Regions from separate parts of the Homo sapiens genome. Here region 1 is linked to region 2. The links are chromatin contacts, found by Hi-C or POLR2A ChIA-PET in ENCODE. All regions are on one chromosome and are shown on one strand. The core of a region is the stretch at or near the end of the contact, and the rest is flanking DNA. Distances in the headings are between cores, read along the strand shown.

What was found. A loop is a pair of places that touch in the nucleus more often than their neighbours do. ChIA-PET counts read pairs that join two places held with the same protein, here RNA polymerase II (POLR2A). Pooled maps may share reads with other maps.
Region 1: a map of cardiac septum shows a loop between it and region 2 (1.9-fold over the local background). The contact joins two enhancer-like sites. A Hi-C loop is called at or near these places in 2 of 168 maps with a recorded cell type or tissue (ascending aorta and cardiac septum) and 11 of 50 pooled maps. POLR2A ChIA-PET finds 5 or more read pairs at or near these places in 1 of 52 experiments (activated T-cell).

Annotation. Positions count from the first base shown.
Region 1 is chr5:59,124,100-59,128,433 of GRCh38, reverse strand. The region is part of intron 5 of PDE4D (phosphodiesterase 4D); the gene reads left to right. Among named protein-coding and RNA genes, the nearest start is that of PDE4D-AS1, 87 kb to the right of the region's middle. RefSeq lists enhancers at 1-748, 749-1,659. Within about 2 kb of position 1,258, at least 20 of the 41 ENCODE cell types and tissues checked have a DNase peak (open chromatin) inside an H3K27ac peak, as active enhancers do.
Region 2 is chr5:58,920,107-58,924,873 of GRCh38, reverse strand. No RefSeq gene overlaps it. Among named protein-coding and RNA genes, the nearest start is that of PDE4D-AS1, 120 kb to the left of the region's middle. Within about 2 kb of position 2,298, at least 20 of the 41 ENCODE cell types and tissues checked have a DNase peak (open chromatin) inside an H3K27ac peak, as active enhancers do.

The DNA.
Region 1 (4,334 bases), core at 9-2,508, 200 kb before region 2:
GTGAATTCAGCTTTTGAGAGCAGACCTCTTAACAAGTCATGAGTATTTAGAGTGAAATATTTAATTCTTAGTGATACTATTTTCCTATTCTGCTATTATTATTCAGCTATGATTATTTTCCTTCTCCTCCCAACCTCCTATTTCTTTTTCTTTATTAAAAAAAGGAGAGGAGGTGCATGCTGCCATCTGGGGTGAATATGGGCTTCACGTGGGGACCTGGGCGCTGGTTCTGATCCAGAGAGTGAGCTAGGAGCACTTACACAAGAGGGTCTTAGCCACTGTGTCGGGGGAATAGCCTTATATCAAAGACTGAAGCCTTTTAGTAAAACCTGAAGAATAATCAGAAGCAGCATTGACTAGTCTCTAACCTTGGTTGAGGGACACACACACACACACACACACACACACACACACACACGGCTCTGAAAGCTCAGACACGGAGGACACGCTGTGATCCACTTAGCCCTCTCTTCTCCTTCAGGGGGTCCTTGCAGGACAGAACGCTAAGGAACAAAGTCTTAACTGGCAAGCTGCCGGCAGAAGGAGACTGTCTGGTGGATTGCAGCGCTGATTAGGAACGGGGAGTCCTTTGCGTTTCAGAATCCGGTCCACATTTTGCTGAGAGCCCAGGCACTGTGAATAAGAGGAGCCTCTGAGGACTGGTTTCTGATGTCGCACTAGGCATGATAAGAATGCCATTGACGTCAGCAGAGTCATCATCAGGGAGAATGGCACCCCAGCTCTTGAAACCACACCAAGCAATTGCAGTGCTTTTGAAAATTAAAAGCCGGTGCTGGAGTGTGGGGGGTGAGGTGGGGGGTGGGGGGGTGGGGAGGGAAAGAAGCAAAGAGGGAAGTCGTGGCTCCAGCTGAACTCTTCTTTCTTCTATGCGTTTCCTGTATTTTAAAAAGGCAGGCTCACGGCCCTCCTGTGCACACGCCCGCTCACTCACACACACTGCTGCCTGGGCTCATTAACCTAAATTGGGGGAGGTGGGGGAAGAAGAAAGAGAGAAAGAAGGAAAAAAATTAATTCTGTTAACACTTCTGCATGCACATAAAACAAACTGTGCCACCCAGGTGCTGGACAGAGGCCCTGAGCCACATAAGCCTCTGAGAATCAAATTGCTGAGGTAAAACTGATATGCTTTAAATGTGTGTTGATGAAGAGATTACAAGGGAGGAATTAAACACTTCAAAGGAGCTACTACAAAGCAACAATCACTCTTCCCCCATCCCTCACACACGCACATTACTGTGGACGCTTGCATGTTTGTGTGTCTGCCTGAGAAAATGGCAAAGTTGGTTTAGGAAGGGAACACTGCAGGCATGTTGTGATTTCAGCTTTCACAGGCAGCTCCAAGAACATCACCTCCAGCTATAATTCAACGGTTACCTGGACTGGAAAATGTCTTGGAGGTTACGAAGTCTTTGAATTCTTTAGTGTAAATTGTCTCCGCTTTGAAATTCCACAATTGATCGAATCCTTTCATTCTCTTTCCCACTCCTAATTGTTCCACTCTAACTCTCCACCCACCGCCAGGAATATGAAAACAACATAGAGTAGAACTGATGATATCAGCTGTATAACACGCTTTATTTTACGGCATTAATGGGCAGCTTTCCAAGTCCATAAAAATCTTTTGCTGATCTGATTTTAATATCCATATTCTTCAGTTATACTAGAAAGAATGATTTCCGAGATGTGGAAATGTTAGCCGGGAAACAAAAGGACATAGGCACATAAAGCAAAATCTGGCAGGAAATGTGGGTTTAATAAATTGAATTATGTGAAACTCCTATTTCAAATGGACTGATACTAGAGGAGCAGCCCTCGAGAGATATGCACAGTAATGATTCTTCGTTTTCAAAGACCTGTTTCTTTTTGAAAAGGAAGAAGCCCTGAACAGCATTCCTTTCAAATACACAAAGGTAGCTAAAGTACAACCTTCTCCTCTTTCCTATTTGTTCTTTAAAAAATTGTAAAAATTATATTAAGTGTGCTTCTTGTGATAGAGTCAATAAAGGGAGAAGGAGTTTAGCAAAGCACATTTACTATATACTCTTAACCCGTCTTGCTTACTGTAATAATCGAAAGAAAGATGGCTAATTGTCTTGCAGGAATTTGGGTTATCCTCTGAAAGGATACAAGTAAATTTGTAACTTGGGTCGTATTGGCTATTTTTTGTTCTCTTTTGCTTTCATTTTTGTTTTGTCTGAGGTTTATAAATGGAACCCTTCTTTCCTTTCTTCCTTTTTTCCTTCCTTCCTTCTTCCCTTCCTTTTTTCCTTTCTTCCTTGCTTTCTCTCTCTCTCTCTCTCTCTCTTTTTTTTTTTTTACAATTGTACTTAAAAGAATAAAGGATTCTGAAAATCAGTTCCAGGATCCAATAAGGGCCTAGATTGTATATCACAGGATCAGAGCCCCTTGCTCTCAAATTTATGATTGTGAGGATGTATTATTGTATTTGGGGGATCAATAAGCAGAGCCAGAGCCTTCACACAAGGCTCCTTGTGCCCCCTCCCCCGCTCCATCCCATGAGGTTAAAAAGCACTGACTTTGACTTTAACACTGTGAACAAAATACAGAACAACTGTTTCAATTCCCTTCACTATTTCTGCTATGTGCCTAGATTAGATGTTTTCTGACCTGTCTCCCTAAGTTGTTCCTGTCACTTGTGTCTGTCATTCGCTCCCCCATCGCATCCTGCCCAACCCTCCCTGTCTATGATTCGAATTGCTCTCTGTCCAGATCATTTCCTGCAGTGAAAAACGAAGAAAGACTTTCTCCCTTCTTCCCACCTACACATTCCTTTTGTCCCCCAAGATATCCCTTCCTCTTGCCTGGAATCTTCCCAGGCCTTAATTGATTGATTTAGGCCCCCTTTGCACCAGGCACCCTAGCGGAAGCCCAGAAAGCCCCAAGAGTCTGGATGTGTTTTGGAGAGCAGGCTCAGGTTCACTGCACACTAATTTGCAGCAGGAAGTGCTAGGAAGCCCGATGAGGGATGGGAATTAGCAAATAAGGTTGGCAGTCAATTGACAGAGGAAGCTTAAGGAAGAGGATCATTTTGAAAAGGAAAAATAATTTAATCCTTTTCAGGTGTGTTAATTTCTTTCGTGGACCAAATTACCATGGACCTGGAATAGTTGAGATTTTCCCTAAGGTCTGGCTGTACTTCATAGGGAAGAAGCAAGGGTAAGTGCAGTAAATTTGATTATGGACACCAGTCTAACTCTAGCTTAATGAGCCATGGAAACAAAATAGCTCAATCTCTTCTAACTGCTGTAATGCAACACTAGGAGCATTGAGAGCACTGTGGTTTTGGTTACACAAATTTGTAGTACAGGCCTTGCCTCAGCATTTGAACATTTCAGCAAGAGAGCTGAACTTGCTTCGTTCTTCATGTAGCAGATATAAGTCTTTTGGAATTAATTTGAAAAAAAAAGAAAAGAAAAGAAAAGAAATGTACCCAGAAAGCAAGAGATCTTAAATGTATCCAAAACCTAGAACAAACAAACATTAACATTTGCCATAATTACTGTGGGTGTTTTTAATAAAAATATATAGATAGATAATTTTGGAGGTTGCATTTCCCCACCATCACTGCCAGCCTCATTTTTCTTCCATCCTCTCCAGAACAACCTCTGCCATAAATTTAGGAAATAGTCAACCTGTTCACATTTTCATCTTTTTACTATATATGTTCTTATTCACAAACGAATATGTTGTAGTTATAAAAAGTCATCAGTATCTTTTAGCTTATTTTTTTAAATGCAACATTATGTTTGTTGGATCATTTTACTCTTGTCCCAGTGCACCCTGTAATTCCCATGAATTGACAGGTAGCGATAGATCAGCAGTAGTAAAGTAACTGATATGGGTAGGTTAATAGAATGACCCTTTTAAGAAGGGATCTCAAAGAGGGAGGCTAGGTAAGCTACAAAATTATCAGGGCGAAATGCAGTGAGGTAGAAGTGAAAGCAGCTTAGAGTCAGCCTGGGCTAAGATAAATGAGGAGTGGAGCTGCAGCTGGAGGAGCAAGAGAATATGGTCTACTCGAGTATAAATCAAGCTTGCTGGTGAGCAGTTTAGGACTAGCTCCTGGTTTTACAGCAAGACTTTTTATGTGATCTTGACCAAACCACTGCACTTGATTGCTCCTTTCTACTCCTTGGTCCTCACGTGTCAAATAAAACCCCTGAATTGCAGAGCCAAAATGCAAACAAATAGAACTCCTCACTCAACCTCCCTCAGTTTATAAGTAAGGAAATGAAGACCTAGTAAAACATTATAACTTACAGATACCTGTCAGGGCAGAACCAGAAGCTGGA
Region 2 (4,767 bases), core at 1,049-3,548:
TTCTTTAACCTTAGTTGTCCCATTTTTACATAATGTTTAATTTTATAAGATGCCTGGAATATTTCTTGGTATCTAGATGTTTTTAAATCAATCAAACAAACTCTCTCTTCTCTGAATGAGACAAGGCAAATTCCCTTAAATATTCCCTTGCCAAATCCAGAATTTTGCCACAATGTTTAGAGCCTTTTTCTCCTTATGGTAGAGTTGTTTCTCTGCAAACGGCTCTGTTCCCTTAAACTTTGTCATCCTGTCCTGGCTTAAGTAGCGACTTCATCATGCCTAGATTACACAGTCTCTACCCTGCCACCCTCTTCAGTCAATTTTCCCCTTCATTTAATCTCCAAAGTGATGCCAACTCGACGTTCTTTGTAGACAACTCAAGGTCTCTTTGGTAGTTCACTGAAGTGACTAAAAGCTAAGGTTATGTTGATTCAGCCCCAAACTTTAACGAGAAGTGGATGAATAAAGCCCAAGGGTGATGTGGTGAGTTTCCCAGGCCCTTAAGCCTAACCAGGTTTTTTTCTTTGGGATGATTAGAAATTCTCCTTTTGAAACCAAATAGAGATTATTGAGTTTTTACCCCCAAGGACTGTTTTCTTGTCCAACAAGTCTAAATCACAGGGAAAAGGCTCAAGGAGTTACTACATTTGTTACTGTACATTTGTTACTGGACTAGGTGACAACTATGAATACTTTTAGTCTGTTTGAGAGGAAAAAAGGATTACAAATCCCCTAAGGCCCAGTGAAGAAGAAGCCTACTTAGCTAGAAAACCAAAAAGCTTTTTTTTTTTTTTTTTTTTTTTTTTGGTACATGTTGTTTGCTGGGTGCTCCTGATGGGAAATTTAACTGGGATTGCTACCAGTTCTCTTCTGCACTTTTGCCAGCTTAGGGTGACAATGATCAAGCCATTGTTGGTTGGTAAATTAATTTCTTAGGGCTGCCGTAACAAAGTACAAAAACCTGGGTGGCTTAAAACAACCTAAATTTATTCTCTCTGAGTTCTGAAGTCGAGAAGTGTGTTGGCAGCCAAGGTGTTGGCAGGACCGTGCTCTCTCGGAGGTTCTAGAGGAGAATACCTCCTTACTTCTTTCTAGCTTTTAGCAGTTCTTGGCCCTCCTGGCATTCGTTGGTTTGTAGATGCATCACTCCAATCTCTGCCTTCACCTAACACATGGCCATTTTCCCCTCTGTGTCTTTATGTCTTCCCAGGATATTTTTCTCTCTTATAAGGACACTCAGTCATATTAGATTAATGGCCCATTCTACTCCAGGATGACCTCGTCTTAACTAATTACATCTGAAACAACCATATTTCCAAATACAAGGTCACATTTTGAAATCCTGGTCTTTGTTTGGGCAGGCTCAGTGGCTCACATCTGTAATCCCAGCACTTTTGGAGGCTGAGATGGGAGAGTTGCTTGAAGCCAGGAGTTTGAGTCCAACCTGGGCAACATAAGAGGACCCCATCTCCATAAAAAAAAATGTGAACTTCAATATTAAAAAAAACAAAACAGAAAAGAAGCACGTATCTTTGGGGGATAGGATTCAACACACAACATTTGGAATCAATTTAGCTTAACGCTTCCCAGGTATGAGGGATATCATTATGGTGTGATAGATAAGAGGGAAATAATTTCATCCTTAAGGTGGGCGGGGAGTGGGGGTGGTGCATCGTTGGGTTGGGATTAGAAGGTGTTGGAGCCAGCCCATGTCCTCACTCCTCTGCTGCTCAGAAGGGAGAATTACCTCTTGCTGTTTTTCTGAGCCCTATCTGCCAACTGGCACACACTGCAGCCAGCGTCCTGACAAAGGTTCCGTCCGTGTTTGTTGAGTGAGCAATCAGAGCTACATTTGCGCCGTAGAAATACTTGCAGATCTGCCAGGAACATGAACGACAGGCATTTTCCACAAAAGTTTCTCTCCCTCAGTCAAGCCAGGGACTGTTTTCTAAAAGCACCACAAAGGCAGTGAATTCTCTGGTTATAAATCTCCTCGCAGGCAGCCAGATTTGCAATTGAGTGCCAACTTCCTCTGCTTAAGTTTCCTCTGTCCACACCTCACGGGTTTGGCCTGGAAGAGTCTCATGGAATGTATGGCCTGAGGTGGACTTCAAGGGAGGATTTGACATCAATGTGTTTCTGCCGGGGGACCATTCCACAAGGTCATCCCTGGGACATCGGTGGGGCTGGGGAGGAAATGGAGAGGGTCTGCCCTTGACTTCCTCGTAGGCGGGCAGGGCCTGGAGTATTGGCAGCCAGAAGCAGTTGGACTTCCGCCTAGTCCCAGCTGCCACTGCTCCACTCCCTGGTGGCAGCTGCCCGGGTACTCCTTTGACGCAGGAAGAACACTGAGAGGGCCAACAACAAGGACATCAGGGGGGCTAGCCCAGGGTAGAACTGTGGTGAGGCAAAGTGTGTCAGGGTGCCTTGCCACACACACCTCCTTCTAGAACCCTCTGCCTGTCTTCAGCAAAACCTTGCTTTTACTCAGCTCTCACAGTTTGTGCTAAGATGTAGACAAAATTGAAGTCAATCTGAGCCTTTTTGCTCTCTCATTATCGTTTGTCTCAAAAGAAAAATCCAACAAAAAAGTCTTGAAAAACGGTTTTCCCCAAAATCTTTAAAAAGGTGGCAAAATGGGTGGCAGGAAAATATTTTGTGATAAAACAGCAAAATAGGTAAAAACTGATTTTCAATAATTGTCTCCTAGCTGATTCCCTGGACTCCTTTAAAGTGATCTCCTGGTTTTAAAGGGCAATTCACAGAACTAACTTAGATTGTGGACCTCCCCTGAGACTGGAAGCATATATAGTCATTTACTGCATAATGACATTTTGGTCAAAAATGGGCTGTACATATGATGGTATGATAAAAGATTATAATACAATATTTTTACTGTATCTTTTCTACCTTAAGATGTATTTAGATACACAAATACTTACCACTGGGTTACAACTGCCTGCAGTGTTCAGTACAGTAACATGTTGTATAGGTTTTTGGCTTAGGAGCAATAGTTTAGACCATGTAGCCTCTGTGTGTAGTAGGCTACACCGTATAGGTTTGTGTGGGTGCACTCTATGATGTTCACACAATGATGAAATTGCCTAACATTGCATTTCTCAGAATGTATCCATATTGTTAAGTGATATATGAGTTTATGTAGTAAAATTAAAAATATCACCCAGTGGAAAAAACAAAAATAAATAAAAAATAAATAAATAAAGTGATTTTCTGGATTCTGTCCTTCAGGATTCCACTTCTGGACCCTTTACCTTTTTATCATGGGAGCAAAGGCAGCAGAGCAGGGTAAAGGAAAGGGTGCACTCAACCAGCCCATCATCAGGGCAGGGAAGACATAGGATCCACAGGGAGGGCCTGGGAGGGTCATCTCTGGCTAGGGATGACATGTTCAGAACAAGTCTATGCATATAAATGTATGTTTATATCTTGGAGAAGTGGTCTAGCTTTAACTCTAGTGCTAGCTATCACATAATGAGCCAGTTCAGCAGCCACCACCAGATTTCCTTTTATGGACTTGACACTTCACACATTGTTCTTTTAACATTAGACATTTTGAATTGAAGCAAGAAAAAAAAAACTTTACTGATGTCTGACTCAGAGTAAAAGAATGAAAAGCTAAAAACAAGACACGACTTCAGCTGAAATAAATTTGAATACCCACCATGCTCTTTATTCTCAATAATCACATCTATAAACAGGCCAAAAGATCCCAACTGTTCAATAAACTGAGTAAATTTAACAGCAGTTGCTGTCAAATGACAGAGTTCTTGAGGATAAAGATAAACACAGTTGAATTCAGTGTTCCAGGAAAATAAAAGTGCTCATCTGGTTGGAAGGAGTAAGACATTAACAATTACATTCCAGAAAATTCTATGATAGTCCAGATCTGTTTTCTTGCCTTAAATTCTGCCAGGAAAAGTGTGCCAGTGACCTGCCATCCTTTTATGCCAGGCCGGTGCCCAGTCTCTACCTGCATGCACAGCAAACCTACATGCACCTGGCTCACAGGCCAGATGCTCAGCAATGAGCTGCTTGCCATGAAAGACGTCAACCCTGAGCCTGAGAGGCAAGGCTGGTTTACCACATTTACCCTTGATGTTTCCTGGATCAAAGCTCCAGACTCTCTTTTGACTTCATTAATAATGAAGAGGGATGAGAGGCTATTCTGCTGTGAAGTTTGATGATGCTGATGAGTTTTATTTTTGCACTTTAGGATTTCTTGTTCCTCCATCATTCAGGAAAGCTATCAGATAACACTGGAAGATGTCAATGTAAACCTACTCCTTGTCTCCTGATACTAGATATGAACAGCTTGAACTATTCTCCAAGGGATCAGCTGGGAATGAGGGAGGGAGGGTGGGGTGGCGAGCCAAGTTTCCACCCACCCATCCATCCATAACAAAGGAGAGGAAGGCAGTGGTGTGCCTAGGGGTAGGGGAGAAATGCTAAGAGTGGGGCTTCAAGTTCCCATTTGGGCTCTAGCTTAGTAGCTCCCCAGGTCAAGGATCTATGACATGAAAAGCCCAAAATCTCATCTTGGAAATAATTACAGACTCCCGAACAGAGCCAGTTCAGCTGTCTATATTTTGGAGTTCAATGCTTTGTGGTTTATAGTCCAAATAGCCCCTAAAAATCAGTGTGGGAAATAGCAGGTCAGGGAGTCAATGAAAATCGGGTGATGAAAGAGTCTGACATTTGAAAAATCCTTTGATAAGATTGGTTGAACTATCCCAGGGATCAAAATAG